2 separate regions of the Mus musculus genome follow, and region 2 is linked to region 1. The links are chromatin loops, found by intact Hi-C in ENCODE. Cell type or tissue: gastrocnemius. All regions are shown on one strand.

What was found. Hi-C counts contacts between places; a loop is a spot of excess contacts. Peaks named below come from ENCODE experiments on the same cell type or tissue, not always from the same donor. Only the 100,000 strongest peaks of a DNase experiment are listed, where the experiment ranks them.
Region 2: it touches region 1 in a loop (3-fold over the local background); 33 of 42 quality-filtered maps call a loop at or near these places.

What each region holds. Positions count from the first base shown.
Region 1 is chr3:96,544,346-96,552,345 of GRCm38, reverse strand. No RefSeq gene overlaps it. Among named protein-coding and RNA genes, the nearest start is that of Txnip, 9.6 kb to the left of the region's middle. In gastrocnemius, CTCF peaks have their summits at 928, 4,793 (motif pointing left) and 6,582 (motif pointing left); DNase peaks (open chromatin) are centred at 907, 4,786 and 5,176; H3K4me3 peaks cover 1,397 bases; H3K27ac peaks cover 4,137 bases.
Region 2 is chr3:96,590,599-96,598,598 of GRCm38, reverse strand. It overlaps Polr3gl (polymerase (RNA) III (DNA directed) polypeptide G like), which reads left to right and starts at 4,418. Exons shown (of 8, transcript NM_027241.4): 1 at 4,418-4,515. It overlaps Ankrd34a (ankyrin repeat domain 34A), which reads right to left and starts at 1,963. Exons shown (of 2, transcript NM_001024851.3): 1 at 1,791-1,963; 2 at 1-1,233. The coding sequence starts at 1,117. In gastrocnemius, no CTCF peak of the experiment used is centred here; DNase peaks (open chromatin) are centred at 2,785, 3,687, 4,422, 5,043 and 6 more places; H3K4me3 peaks cover 4,621 bases; H3K27ac peaks cover 5,141 bases.

The DNA of each region.
Region 1 (8,000 bases):
AGCTAAACTTCCCAGTATCATCTTTAGATTACAGCTAGATTAATACAACATTTCCCCCCTGCCAGCTCCTGTAATTATCCAAAATCCTGAGCTTACTGAATCTCATGCAAATGTCCACCGTGCATTTAAAAGCTTTACAGCATGGTCTCTGCTAAACGTTCCTGCCTCGTTGCTCACTACTTCCTGATCTATGTTCCCTGCATGTCAGCCAAGCCTGGGTACTCAGTGTTCTCCTAATATCCTCTTCTTCCTTTGTGAAGTCCTCGATGACGCCTCTCTCTACCTGGAACACCTTCCCTCCTCAGCCCCAGCATCTGAAATCCCAGGCCCCACCCTGTCCCCAGTAGACAGTCAGCCGGCATTCCCCTCTGAAATCTTGGTGCCAGCTGGTCTCAGGTTTTGCCTTATAACTAAGTACGATTTTATTATTATTCTTTAATCCCCCCTAGCACATTGTTTATGCTTCTCAGGCAAGTTGCTCTTTTTTTCCCCCCTGGATAATGAATTTCTAGAGAGCAGGGCTATGTGCTTTTTGCAGTTGTGTGTTCTTCCTAGCACCTATGGAGTGCAGCTCAGGGCATAAGTACTGACTGAACTGATGGGTTGGGGGGACACTTTAAAGGAGAACAGAGTTGTTTCATAGCATTGCAGACTTGTAGTCTTGCTTCCCTTTGTTGTTAATGTTAAGTTTTATACTTTTAACTCCAGTTCTTCCCTCCTTGGAATCTATGGATGGATCGTTATGTATTAGAGCAAGGGGTGAAGGCAGCGAGGGAGGATGGGGTATTTTTCAACCAGGCTTTGTTGATGTAACGGCTCCAGGGAGACGGGACACTCAGTCCTTAGCCTTTTCTGAAAACTTGTTCTTTTCTGAGAAATCCTTTCTTCACGAGTTTAGGAATTGAGTTGGCTCAGCCCTGCCACCCAGTGGGTAGTTAACTACATCAACAAGATCCTCCGTCTAAGAACTATCACAAACACTGGAGCCTTTGTGGTGACCTGACTCTTGATCTAGAACTTTCCAACGAATGGCAGAGAAGATTCCTGACCGTGAGAAAAAGAAACAGATGACTGGGGAAGAAACTAAATACAAAACAGTCTCTTGTCCTTTTCACCTGGCTGACGATTAGCAGTGCTTTCTTTCTTAGCTTGTGTTTGAAAGAAAGAAAGAGAGAGGGGAAGGGAGGGAGAGAAGGAGGGAAGGAGGGAGAAGAGACGGCTCAGGGGTTAAAAGTACTGACTGCCTTTCTGGAGAACCCAAGTTTAACTCGCAGCTTCCACTCTGCTCACAACTGTCTCTAATCCAGCTCCAAGTGATCTGACGCCTACACACAGACATACATGCAGGCAAAACAACAATGCACATAGAATAAAAAAATAGGTTATTTTTTTAAAGGCTGCAAGCTGTGGGTTAGGGCACGGGGCTTTAATTGTGACACTCGGGAGGCAGAGGCAGGTGGGTGTCTGGAAGTTCTAGGCCAGCCTGGTCTACGTAACGAGACTGTCTCAAGACAAAACTTGAAGACAGCTGATTCTTACTCACAGTTGGGCAGCAGAAGCGTGTGAAGTGAGAGAAGAACACGGTGGTTGGAGGATGTCACTTGTCTCTGGTCATCCATAGCTTGCCCCACACCGTCTGACGTATGGCTCAAGTGCCTGTTCTCTAGTGCCTCTCTGAGCCCTCAAACGGTCAAATACCGCATCCTTCGCAGTTCTCTGCGATTTCTCCAAACAGATTTAACTGGAACCTTGGAATCCTGGTGGCAGGCTAAGCTCCTCCAATGCATATGAATAGTTTTTACCAACTCTGTAGTGCCTGCCTCTGCAGTGCCTGCCTCTTGTCTCTAAACAGCTCCTCTGAGGTGTGAACCATATTATCATATGTCCTAACAGTTTAGGGATTTCAGATTTTTTTTTTTTAATTCAAAAAAGCATTTGTTGAACAAATTCCTGCACGCAGAGGCCCAATTCCCTCGGGTTGGAAGGACTGACTTCAGAAATCTTAAAGAGTAAGTGTAATTTCTGTACTGGGAGGCTGAGGCAGGAGAATTGCTAGAAGTTCAAGGCCAGTTTGGGACAGAGTGAACCCTTGTCTTAAAACAGGAATTCAAAAGAAGGATCGCAAATGGAGAGGCAGTATCTCAGTTTGTAGAGCACTGCCTACCATGAATGAAGTCCTGGCTTCGATCTCCAGCACCAGAGTAGACCTGTTGGCCTATGCCTGTCATCCTAGCACTTGGGAGATGGGAGGCAAAGAGTCAGAGTTCAAGGGCATCCTCTGAGTTCTAGGGCAGCCTGGACTTCAGAACTATTTTAGCTTCTAGATTCTAGCCTAATCAGCTAATGTAACTTAGGTTGGCTTTGAAAAAGTAGTGATTCCCCTGCCTCCACCTCCCAACCACTACAATAAGAAATATAAGGCACATTTTTTTTTTTAAAATATAGCAGTGGTTTTCAACGCTCCTAATGCTGCGACCCTTTATATAGTTCCTCATGCTGTGGTGACGCCCAACCATAAAATTATTTTTGTTGCTACTTCATAGCTGTAATTTTGCTATTGTTATGAATTGTAATGGAAATGTCTGTGTTTTCGATAGTCTTAGGCAGCCTCTATAAAGGGGTCATTCAATACTCAAGTGGGTTGGGACCCACAGGTTGAGAACTGCTGGCATAGCCCACTGTGCACCCTTCTGATTGTCTGTAGACTTGGCTGTGACAGAAGCAGGACTGTGGATTTCCTCATGAAGAGAAAATACCGCCCCCCCCACCCCCCATGGCCTCTTTCTGTTTCAGATGATTTAATTTTAGCACAGGGCCTCCAGAGCTCACAGAGAGTGGGGTGAGGGGAAGAGAGACCGGAGACTGATGAACTTAATTTAAAAAGACATAAAGAATTGTGTTCGTTGTATAAGTATTTTGGCTGCACGTATGCATAAGTACCATGTACATGACTGGTGCCTAAAGAAACGTACTGTTTGTATGCTACTAAAAGTAATAAACAAACAAACAAACAAACAAAACAACCAAACATTGACTGGCTATGGTGTGAATTGGATTTCCTGAAACTAGTGATGCACACCTTTAATCCCAGCACTCAGAAAGCAGAGGCAGTTGGATCTCTCTTAGGTTTGAGTTCCAGGAAAGCCAGGGCTACATAGAGAGACCCTGTCTCAAAAAACCAACAACTACATGTGTAATTGATAAGTCTGTGATGGTGGCCTTTACATGGAGTCCCAGCAGAGGTGGAGGCAGGGGGATCACCTCTTGTTGGCAGCCAACCTAAGCTAAGTTTCAGAGCGGGCTCCAGGCTCCAGTGTAAGACCTTGGTTAAAACAAACAAACAAGTCGGGCTGTGGTGGCGCACGCCTTTAATCCTAGCACTTGGGAGGCAGAGGTAAGCCGATTTCTGAGTTCGAGGCCAGCCTGGTCTACAAAGTGAGTTCCAGGACAGCCAAGACTACAGAGAAACCCTGTCTCGAAAAACAAAAAACAAACAAATATGTACATATGACTTAGGTTAATGCTTCAAGGTAGGAGATGCTCTATATTAAAGACAGGTGCATGAAACCCTTGGTCTTAAAGACACTGGTTCTATGAACTAATCACAGAAAATGTTCTCAAGACAGCCTTGATATGTGTGGATAAAGACACTTTGTAATATTAAATCATGTGTGTGTGTGTGTGTGTGTGTGTCTGTCTGTCTGTCTGTCTGCCTGTCTGCTGTTTGGTTTTGCTTGTTTGTTTAAGGAAAAAAAAAAAAAAGGATCTCTTGCTCCACAGGCTCACCTTCACCTTCACTTGCCACGTAGTAGAGGCTGGCCTTGAACTCCTGACTCTTCTGCCTGCTAATCATTAGGAACTTAAGTGCACTCCACCATACTAGGCCAGTTATTTATTTATTTTGTTACTTGTTATTTTTAGTGGCACACAAACAATAGGTTTCATGATGACATTGGTATAACAAGATATGACACATATCTTGTTGTATACCCACTACTGTTCCTTGTCTGGGCTCCTCTCCTTCTTCCACATAGGCCCCCTTCTGCTCTCATCTCATTAATACACATGCATACACACACACACACACACACGCACACACACACACACAGACAGACTGTACATACAAGAGGCCATACATGAGTTTTATTTCAGGAAACATGTAGTTTCACTGCTATGTGGTGGTGATAAATACTTCGTCCTGAGAATGGGCAGGAACTGAGCAGTCTTGGCTTCTAAAGCTCTGCCGTTGTCCTGTTCCACGTTGCTGCTAGTTTCCTGACACTGATTTTGAGAACAGTGATTACACAGCCTTTCTCCCTGAGATGGAGGACGAAACCTGTTACGATGCATGGATGGATAGAGTAGGGAGGGAGGTGTTGCCTTGGTCTGTGAAGAGATTGAAGCCTCAAGTTTCAAGGGTCAGTGTAGTGGTGCACACTTTAATGCCAGCACTCAAGAGGCAGAGGCAGGAGAAACTGTGAGTTCTAGGCCAGCCGTGGCGACAGTGTAAGCACCTGTCTTTAAAACAGGGTTGGCGGTAACAGGGGAGGACTGGAGATGTGATGGTGACTGAGGGGGGACTGGGGAGGACGGCTGAAGATGGAGATTATGTGTTCAAGCCAAGGTAGAAATGTCTCACTCCCAAATGAGATGCAATGTAGTTAAGAATTACGTTGCGTGGAGTTGGAGAGACGGTTCAGGGATTAAGAGTATTGCTGCTCGGGCAGAAGACAGGAGTTGTGTTCGCATAGACAACTGTGTTGTTCCCGCATCCAACCAGTGACCTCTGCTGGCCCCCAGCGGAATTACATTCACATCCAAAAACTCACAGTCAAGACGTCCACAAAATTTAAAGAAAATATTTTAAAACTCTTCTTTAAATCATCAAGATAAATATAAAAATGTTAAAAATAAAAACTTTTTAAAAATTACTCTATGTTACGTGCGTTCAGAAAGCAGCCCTCCTCAGGCCCCTCTCCTGAACGGTTCTCAGCTCCCAGCGCTTTCATCCAGCGTCCTGGTGCGCTTTCTATTGCTGGGATAAGCACCTTGACCGAAAGCTACTCGGGAAAGAAAGGGTTTCTTTCAGCTTACATTTATAGTCCATCACTGAGGGAGGGCAGGGCAGGAAGCTGGAGGGAAGACTCAAGCAGAGGCCATGAAGAAACAGTGCTGAGGGCTTGCTCCCCATGGCTTGCTCAGTCTGCTTTCTTATACCACTCAGGGCCACGTGCCCAGGGCTGGCATCGCCCACGTCAGTTATAATCAAGAAGATGTCCTGCTGACTTGCACACAGACCAATCCAATGGAGGCATTTTCTCAATTGAGGTTTGTCCTTCCCGTTTGACTCTGGATTGTGTCAAGTTGACAAGAACTGACCACTACATCTGTTTGCTTTGTTTTGTTTTTATTTTTTCTTTGCTGATGCTAGATTAGGTTAATGCCTCATTGTAGGAATGGGCTGAAATGTATCTCTGTCCATTTCTTGATATATCTCATTTGATGTGTTTTGTCTGTTTTAGATAGGGTCTCACAATGTGGCACAGGCTAGCCTGGAACTTTAGTTCTGTCTTCTAAAGAAAAGAAGAAAATAAAACTATATATGTGTATGTATGAAATAAAACATATTAGCTTAGGACCTTGTATAGTGGCACAGGCTTTTAATCCCAGACAGAGGCAGGAAGCTGTCTGTGTATCCCTGGCTGTCCTCAAACTCACTCTGTAGACCAGGCTAGCCTTGAACTTACAGAGATTCAACTGCCTCTGCCTCCAAAGTGCTGGGATTAAAGGCATACAGTTTGTTCCTTTTCAATGAGGGTTACTTCTGAGTGTCAGGGGGATCTCCTTTATGGGTTGATATGATCATGAGTCACCCGGATATGTTCAGTGACTGAGAATCCACAGCTAACCTGTAAGATGAGCATTGATCTCTGCGTTTTTAAGCATCTGCAGCAAAAATTCAACAATGGTTTCAGCCAATGACTGAGCAGGCCTCAAGTCTAACCAGAAAACAGTTTGTTACTCCCTAAATAGCCACGACGCTATTGTAGTAGAGTCTGCATCTTACTTAGAAGGTCAGTGTTGTAGATGCAGGGTCCAGCATGAGACCTTGGATGTCATTTCTTCCACAGTGGCCTGCCTGCTGCCTCCTGGCACCATGGAAGCTAGAAGTTTGCTGCTCAGTTCTAGATTGATGTCTCCATGGTGTGCAACCAGGATGTACGATGTCTTCAGTATTGCTGTGTGACCAAGAGCCACGGCAGTGTCTGTTTCACTGGGGTGGAGTGGAGGCTCAGACACTCTTTTAGAAGTTGATTTTTTCTCACTGGGTGGTGACGGTGCACGCCTTTAATCCCAGCACCTAGGAAATAGATGCTGGTGGATCTCTGAGTTTGAGGCCAGCCTGGTCTACACAGTGAATTCCAGAAGAGCCACAAAAGCTGTCAGGAAGGAAGGAAGGAAGGAAGGAAGGAAGGAAGGAAGGAAGGAAGGAAGGAAGGAAGGAAGGAAGGAAAGAAAACAAAAAAGAAAAGCAGAGTTGCCAGTCTTCTTTGGGTAACTTTTTAGTCATTAGTGCCACCTGCTGACAATTTGTAAAAGTGGAAAGTCAGAATTACTGGTCACAGGTGTGCGTGTGTGTCTGTGTGTGTGTTTGTGTCTGTGTGTGTGCATGCTCAGTTTTTGCTTTAAAAAACTGTAGACCCTTTTATTGGATATGATTTTGAGAATGACCCACTCTGGAGAATGAAAATGGATCTTGTGATAACAGTAAAGTAGCAAGCATACCCAGGCAGTGGTGACACACCTTTAACCCAGCACTTGGGAGGCAAAGGCGGGCTGAGCTCAAGGTAAGCCTGGTCTAGAGAGTGAGCTCCAGGACAGCCAAGGCTACACAGAGAAACCCTGTCTTGAAAAGCTACATAAAATAACTGTTCTATTTTCTTTCCCTGCCATTTTGCGATTTTCCTAAGTTTGTTTGAACGCCCCATTTTTTTTTCTAGCCCATTCACCAAAGGAAGAGGAAAATGTGGACCAACATTTTTCTTGTTTCTTGTTTTTGTTTTGTTTTGAGATGGTATTTCTCTGTGTAGCCCAGGCTGTCCTGAACTCACTCTCTAGACCAGGCTGACCTGGTTCTCACAGAGCTCTGACTTCCTTTGCCTCCCGAGTTTTGTGATCAGAGGTGTGGGCCACCGTGCTGGGGTTTCCCCACCCCCTTTAAATGGCAACTTTATTTAGGTGTACTTGATTCAGAGTAAGTTGCACACATTAGCAGGGTGTAACTTTATGAGTTGTAATATATGTGTCTGCCAGCCAGGCACAATCTCTGAGTTCAAGGCTGGGCTGCTTTACAGAATGAGTTTCAGAACAGCCAGAGTTACATAGTGAGACCTTCTCTTGAGAAACAACAACAAAATGTATATATGTGCATGTTTATGTCTAGGAAATGATTGGCCCATCAAGGTAATGAGTATGTCACCACCCCCAAGTGTCTCTCTTGCCTCTCTCCTTCTCTCTGGCTATCTGTAGGCATTTAATTGACCGTCCATGACTTTTTGTCAGTTTGCATCTTCTCCTTTTGTATAAGAGGAAGAAAATAGTAATAGAGTAATTATACCCCCCATGGAGCCCAGCTGTCAATGGATGATCCTCCCAAATGCTGGAATTCTAGGTTTGTGTCAGCTTGCCAGACCCCATTTAATTAACTTATTTATTGAGTCTAAGTTTCCAATGTTGACCTTGAACATTTTTGAGATCCTCCTGCTTCAGCTCCAGCTATCTGCCCTGGTTTTGATGCAGTCTGTCTCTTGGTGTTGAAGTGGTGGGACTTGCAAGGGACAGACCATAGTGGATAGCTCTTGATCACTGTCAAGCTCTGCAATTTGGAAAGATTGAGGTAGTTCCCAGGGGGCCTGGTTAGTTCTCACTAGAGCAACTTTCTATAAGAGAAAGCCACCCTTAGAATTTGGTTCATTTCTAGCTTCCCGTCCCTCTGTGTC
Region 2 (8,000 bases), 46 kb before region 1:
CTGGAGGGAGGGTCAGCGGAGAGGCGCTGTATCGCCGGCGCTCCAGGGATAACCGGCTGGACTCGGGGGAGTCAGGGCAAAAATGTCCAGGGGTGTCGAGCTCCACCGGCTCCATGCGGCTCAGTTTTTGCCTTAGCCCTGAAGGAAGACCAGACTCCTGAGCCTCGGGCGCAGTGTTTCGGCGCGAGAGAGGACCCCCACCCGTCACTTTCTCCGCCCATGGGGGCGGGTCCTCCGGGCCTTCGGTGCTGTGACGCCGAGAAAGACGCGGTCTCCCGGTCAGGGTCAAGCCATTGAATTCAGCAGCCAGACGCTCCAAACCGGGCCTCCCTTCTGCAGGAGGAACCGGTTGAGGAGGAGCCACAAGGCCCCAGGGCTCGGAATTGAGCCTTTTGAGTGGTTTTGGAGGATGTCGAGGTGGCTTGGGGAGAGGCTCGGAAGGGGAAGGGTCATCAGGGGGCTTGGGAAGAGGAAATTCAAAAATGTCTCTTTTCTCCTCTTCTTCCTGGGCGCGAGGGGATAACAACCCGCGCCCTCCTCCTGCAGTCTGCAGTTGGACTTCTGAAGGCGATGTGCAGACCCCTGGACTAGGAGGAGCGGGTGCAGGGTCCTCTACCCCTGGGGACGGTGGGGAATTAAGATACTGCCTGGTCTTCTTGGTGCCCGAGGGCGAGGTATCCGTCGTTATGATGATGACCTCCGTGCCCTTGGCCTTGCAGGCGTCCAGCAGTGTGGCAAGGGTCTCGCGGTCCCCTCGGTCCAGGGCGTGGACAAGCGCCGAGGCGCCAGCGTGATCTCGAACTGAAGGGTCTGCGCCGTGGGCAAGGAGCAGAGAGGCCACTGCGGCTCCCCCACCCCCGGCGCAAGCATGCATCAGCGCGGTACGTCCTAAACGGTCTGCGATGTTGGGATCCGCGCCTTGCTCCAAGAGATAGCGTACCATGCGCGCCTTGTTCTGAGGGTCGTCGTAACGGGCCCTACAGGCCGCCATTAGCGCAGTCTCCCCCTGGGCATCACCCTCATTCACGTAGGCTCCTCCCTCCAGAAGCAAACGGGCCAAGCGTAGCTTACCCTGTCCCACAGCTCGAAGAAGAGCGTGGCCCTCGGTGTGCAGCATAGCTGCGGCTCGGGCAAAAACACCGATGGAGCCGGGACTGGGACCTGCCGAAGATATCTAGGAGTATGGGGGTGGTGGTTGGGAGAGGCCTGAAGTCTCGGTAGTGAAGCCTATCCCTGTGAAAGAGAGAGAGAGAGCTTACTGACAGGCTCAGCAGGGAAACTGAGGCACCGATGAACGAACCTGATGTATGACGGGGGGGGGGGGATAAGTGCAGTCTTTCCTTTTGACTTCTGTCTTTGAGCGGTCCCATACCCCCCCCCCCCGCACACGCATGCCAGAGGAGGTGGGAAGGGTGCACCACCCGCACTGAAGGATGAGAGCTCGTGCATATACGTACATGCACGCGCACAGATATTCCCACCCCCCATTCGCACCCCACGGCTTATCAGACCTTTCCAACATCCCCCTTTTCTTATCCACACTTGGAATCCCCCTCTCTAGGATACTGAACGCCACCCACCCACACACATGCACCCGTACAGTCATACACATATTTCTATTCCTAACCTCTTTTAGATTGCCACATCCCCAAAAACTGAGGGGGGGGGAGAAGCAGATTGCAATTGGGACCTAAAGGGGTGGAGGAAGAAGTGGGGTTTCTTTTGCTTTTGCCATGTTCCCCATTGCTCCTTGTTCTTCCCCCTCCCAGCCTGTACCCCCAAATAGATACCTGAATGTCCGCATAATCTCTGCCTGGCCAGGATTGAGGCCGGGGCCATGGGGGCCTCTGGGTTGGAGGAGCCGGGTACCTGGGGACCCACATGGCGTGTGTGGGGGGGTACCCGGATTCCCTTGGTGTCAGTATCTGTGCCCCAGCGCTGAATCCTGGTCCCTCCTCCCGGTGCGCCCCGGGCACAGCGCCGGCTCCGGAGGAGAGAAGGGGGGCGGAGCTCTTCTGTGCTATTTATAGCCCAGTCTCTGCGGGTGGGGGCGTCCGGCACCAAGCCGCTCCCCACCCCCATGCGCACACATATAAACCTATAAACCCCTAAGGGGGAAAAAAAGCACCTAGCGCCTCCAATCTTGACTTCCCATTCTTATCCCACCTCCCCAGCCCAAACAAACCTAAGCGCTCCTTAGGGGACTCTCCCACGACCCATTCAGGAACCATCCAGATTCTTCGTTGATCTTCAACAGATCTCCATGAGCTTCGGTATGCCAGACCTGACTGCCACACACGGCATATGGCACACTGTGCAGAGGGGTGTAGGGAGGCGGTTGGGATCTGCAGCGGCGTCCACAGAGCAGAGAGGCAGGAGATGTGGCTCCCTTCCCGTAGTTTAAATATCAGGGAAAGTATAGCCTGGAATCAGACAACAGTCTATCCCCGCTGCACCCCTCTCAAACATCACACACCATAGAGACACTTGGATCTCATTTCCCTTGGGTCCCATTAGGAATGTAAGGAAGGTGGTTTTCCCAGGGAATTTTTAGGGCAAGGGGCCGTCCCAAATTCCCTCTTTACAGTATTTTAAGGGGTGTGCATAGGAGGTAGAAAAAGGCAGAGTGGTGACCGGCCCCTGTTGCACAGATGTGTTCATTACATCTCTACTCCCTTAGACTCATTCTTCCCTCTTCCTTGAAGGTCCCTGCCTGAATCACTCATCTCTTCCTATCTGTTGCTCACTGCCTCTGCCTCTCCGTGCCACCTGCCCTGTCTCCATGGTTACCAAGGCTTCCATCTGCATAGTTTAGGGATGAGTTTGTGTCCAGCTGGAAGGTACCAAGGAAAGTGGGGGCATCGGATGGGTATTAAGGGTTTGGAAAGCTCACCGAGGGTCTTAGAGGACTCAAATGGTGGACGCCACCAAGTACAGATACAAAAAGTCACGTTCCTGGGAAAGGAGGAGAAACAGCCGGAGGGAAATCACCCACTTTTATTAGCTATTGATGTGTGCCGAGAGATGTGCATACATACATCATCTCCAACCCTCACAACTCAATGAGGGGGGAACTATTGTCTTCCTGCAACAAATGATAATGAGGTTAAGCAAGTTCCCCCAAAGCGCTACAGCTATGTTTTTATACTATTCCAAAAACGGAGTATGTGTCATCCACATGCAACTTCCCAGTCTAGAGGCCATTTTCTCTGACCTCTGTCATATTCTTGTTGACTGACTCCTAGTTTTACATCCATCCTGAAGTATTTCCCTTTACTTCTACTCTGTAAAAAAAATGACTCTTTCTATTCTGCCCTCTTTCCTTGAAGGGGCTTGAAGGGCAGTGGAAAGTACAGAAAGAAAAAACCCACTGGGTTCCTGCCTTCTCTCCCCAATTACTGCTCTGGTCCCAAGCCCCCTTCTCTCCCTCACTTCTCAGACACCGCAACAATCCGCATTTGGGGCCTGAGCTTGGTAGCAGAGTCAAGAGTATCAAGAGTTCAAGGCCAGCCTAGACTGGGTAGCCAGACCCTGCCTTTAGAGAAAAAAAATCTTTTAAAGATTATTTATTAGTAGTGCTGGTGACTGAGGAAGAATAATAAAGAGGGTGTGTGTGGTATGTGTGTGTGTGTGTGTGTGGTGTGTGTGGTGTGTATGTGATGGCCTAAGCCAGAAGAGGGCGCGGGAGTCCGGTAGTTGGGAACCTCCTGGAGTGTTTCTCTGTGTGTGTGTGTGTGTGTGTGTGATGTGTGGTGTGTGTGTGTGTGTGTGTGTGTGTGTGTGTGTGTGTGTGATGTGTGGTGTGTGTGTGTGTGTGTGTGTGTGTGTGTGTGTGTGTGTGATGTGTGGTGTGTGTGTGTGTGATGTGTGGTGTGTGTGTGGTGTGTGTGTGGTGTGTGTGTGTGTGTGTGTGTGTGTGTGGTGTGTGTGTGTGTGTGGTGTGTGTGTGTGTGTGTGTGTGTGTGTGTGTGTGTGTGGTGTGTGTGTGTGTGTGTGTGTGTGTGGTGTGTGTGTGGTGTGTGTGTGTGTGTGTGTGTGTGTGTGTGTGTGTGTGTGTGTGTGTGATGGCCTAAGCCAGAAGAGGGCGCTGGAGTCCGGTAGTTGGGAACCTCCTGGAGTGTTTCTGGGAACTCCTGCAGGCACAGCTGTTAACAGATGAGCAGTCTGGTTTCTCTGACCCAGGGCTACATTTCCCAGCAGCGGTTCTCCTCTTCTGGCTCCGCCACGTGTCTGGATGAGCTCTGAGTAGCAGGACATCTTAGCCATCTAGTTCGGTCTGGGCATAAGAGGTGAATTCTGCAGCCCCAGGTCTCAGCGCGCCACTTCCCAAGCCTCAGTTCCGGTTAAGCTCGCTCCCTCCTCCTCCCCTCCTCGCCCGCCTCCGCTCTCGTCGATTGGCCAGGAAAACCCACCAATGGAGAGCTCGGGGAGGCGGGCCTAGAACGAGGGCTGGAAGAAGAAAAGCAAATTTCAAGTTGGCGGCTGCGTGGGCCCTGAGTGGGGGAGGGACGGCAGGTAAGGCTTCGACCTGGTGGCTCTGACCCGGTTTGGTTCGGTACTTCCCGAATTAGTCCCTCGGCGCCGACAGCGACGTAGATAACGCTTTCTGTCAGCCTGTTGGATCAGCCCCCTTCTAAATCCCTCCCCTTTTTCCCCGGGCTCTCACTGCTGTCTTGACTGTACGCCGGAGACAGCTTGCTGTCGCGCCTGGGGACAGATATTAAAGCAGGAGAGGAAGGTTCATTCTTGTAGCTCAGACTCTTCTATGGTACCAGCTTCTCCCGCACCCATTAACGTAACATTAGCCCCCTGTCAAGAGCCTGACAGATTCTTATTACCTATCAAGTCAACTGAACCGCTACCCTCTACCCACCACTTTCCTAGACCACCGTGAAGAATTTATTGATCCCCGACCTGACAAAGTCCGATTATCACTATTGGAATCTCTTTAATTTTTAAAATTACATTATTTGTGTGTGTGTGGGGGGGGTACGTACAAGCCATGGCTTACGCAAGGAGGTCAGAGGACAACTTGAGCTAGTCAGCCTGTTTCCTGGCCACTTGGCAACACGAGTATTTACCATCTCACGAGGCTGACTTTTTCCATCCCTCCCATGCTTTTATCGGCAGACTCTTGCTATGTAGCCCATACTGGCCTCCAGTTTGCATTCCCCCTGCCACAGTACCCCCGGTGTTAGGATTATATGTTCTCTTTCACTGTTTCTATTCTATGAACGGAAGGTTTGATGGGACAGATTGGGGTACTTAATACATTGTGTTCAGTAAGCGTTAATCGAGTGGAATTGATTTGTGGGAACCAGTGCTCTTGTCAAGGAGGACAAATTTAAACTCCTGATATAATTAGGGAACAATAAAAGACAACATTATATAATTAGGGGTCTTTGAACTGGTGGTTTATTGCATTAATGTTTTATAGTTATTCTCAGACCAGAGAAGGAAAACAACAAAAAGAACCAGAAGGGAGTCTTTGTGACTCACAGAGTCTGTAGACACATGTTCAAAAGACAGATATTTACTGAGAACCTACTACATAGCAGACACAGTGCTAGACAACCGGGATCACAATGAACCCTCTGATAACATCTATTCAATAAATTGTTATTTAGTATGTGGGAAAATATTTTCGAAACCAGTTCTTTCTATGCAGGGCAAACAGGCTGACCTCCAACTTATGACCCTCCTGCCTCACCCTTTCTGGGATAACAGGCTTGTACCACTGCACCCCAAATAAGCTTTTTTCTTTTAAATTGAGAAATGTGAGTCCGGTCTTACAAATGCTAAGCATTCATTCTGCCCCTGAACTACACCCCTAGCTCTGAAACAGCATCTTTAGGAAGAGAACTCACTAGCTCTTTTCAGGTCGGTCCACTCTTTCACTTTTTCCTTTGAATTTATTCAACTTAAACTTACTTATTATTAGTGGGCCTGGGTGGAGTGTGTACCATGGTGCATATGTGGAGGTCAGGCTGGCCCCAAACTCACCATGGAACCAAAGATGAATTGAAATTTCTGAATGACAGGCTTGGCCCAAGGCTTTCTGCTAAGCGAGTGTGTTGTTGCTGTTGTTGTTGTTGTGAGGGTTTGCTTATTTTCTTTAACTGGGGATTGAATTGAGGCCCTAGTGATTTGCTAAGTAGGGTTCCACCACTGAGCTATAGCACCCACTCGTCCTCTGAATTCTTGTGTGTGGGTGGGCGTTTGGTCTGCATGTGAGTCTTTGTACCACTTGTGTGCTTGAAACCCTCAGAAGGCAGAAAAGGGTGTTGGGTTCCCTGGGACGGGTTACAGACAGCTGTGAGTCCCTGTGTGGGTCCCGGGGAATCGAATCCCAAGTCCTCTGGGAGAGCAGCCAGTGCTCTGAGCCACTGAACCATTCTCCAGATTTCCCCTGCATTCTTGAAAACGAAGCATCCTTTTTACTTGTTGATTGTAGGATATACATTTATTCCACACAACTTTCAAACACATAGTAATATAAGAGTGTGCATTATTTCATAGCCCTAAGGTAATAATGATGGTAATTAGTATTTTACAACTTTAAACTTTATTGTTATTTTATGTACTTGCACACTGGTGCCACCGCATGCATGTCAGCGTCAGAGGACAGCTTTGTAAGGTTATGTCTCCCTTGCACCTTAGTTGGTTCCAGGGATGGGACTCAGGTTCTTGGACTGGCACTGACTTTATCTGCTGAGCCATCTTGCCTGCCCCTGATACTAGTATTTAGACATATGTACTCTCAGTTTATTCTGTATATATGCAAAACTTTTTGTTTTATAAGTAAATAGAGCCACACTATAAATTCAATTTTGTATCAAGAATGAAAACATTAAAAAAACAACAACAACAGATAAATATGACTTTATATTGTAGTCTCCTTCACCCCTAAACACTCCATATTATTAACCTCCTCCCTTGAAAATGGCTTGTTTGGGGGTTTTTGTTATTTGTTCTGGATGTTGTTGTTGTTGTTGGGTTTTGCTTTTTTGTTTTGTTTTTTAAAGATGCACTTATTATATTTATGTGAGCTCACTGTAGCTGTTTTTCAGACACCCGAAGAGGGCATCAGATCCCATTACAGATGGTTGTGAGCCACCATGTGGTTGCTGGGAGTTGAACTCAGGACCTCTGGAAGAGCAGTCAGTGCTCTTAACCACTGAGGCATCTCTCCACCTTTGTTTTGGTTTGGTTTTTGGTTTTTCTAGACAGTCTGTTTCTCTGTGTAGCCTTGGCTGTCCTGGAACTCACTCTGTAGACCAGGCTGGCCTCAAACTCTAGATTTCTGCCTGCTTCTGCCTCCTGAGTGCTGGGATTAAAACCAGGCTGTTTTTGGTTTGTGGTTTTTATCATCTATTATTAGACCACTTATATCATTTCAGAATTTGTTGTTTGAAACAAGGTTTCACTATGTAGTAGCCCAGGCTGACCTGGAACTCCATAGATACCTCAGACTGACCACTTTCTGCCTTAGCCTTCTTTTTCTTCTTTTTTTTTAAAGATTTATTTATTTATTATATGTAAGTACACTGTAGCTGTCTTCAGACACTCCAGAAGAGGGCGTCAGATCTTGTTACAGATGGTTGTGAGCCACCACATGGTTCAAATGGTCCCATGGTCCCATGTGGTGGCTGGGATTTGAACTCCTGACCTTTGGAAGAGCAGTTGGGTGCTCTTACCCACTGAGCCATCTCACCAGCCCTGCCTTAGCCTTCTTGAGGTGAGGTGAGAATCACCATGTCTAGTTTATTTCAGAACTTTTGCTGCCATAAATAGCTCTTTAGCAAACATTGTGATACTTTTATTGCCGAATATGTGACTATTTAGGACAGATTTTAACAGTAGGATTTCTAGATTAAGAATAAAAACACAGCCTGCTAGTGGTGGTGCGCGCCTTTAATCCCAGCACTTGGGAGGCAGAGGCAGGCTGATTTCTGAGTTTGAGGCCAGCCTGGTCTACAGAGTGAGTTCTAGGACAGCCA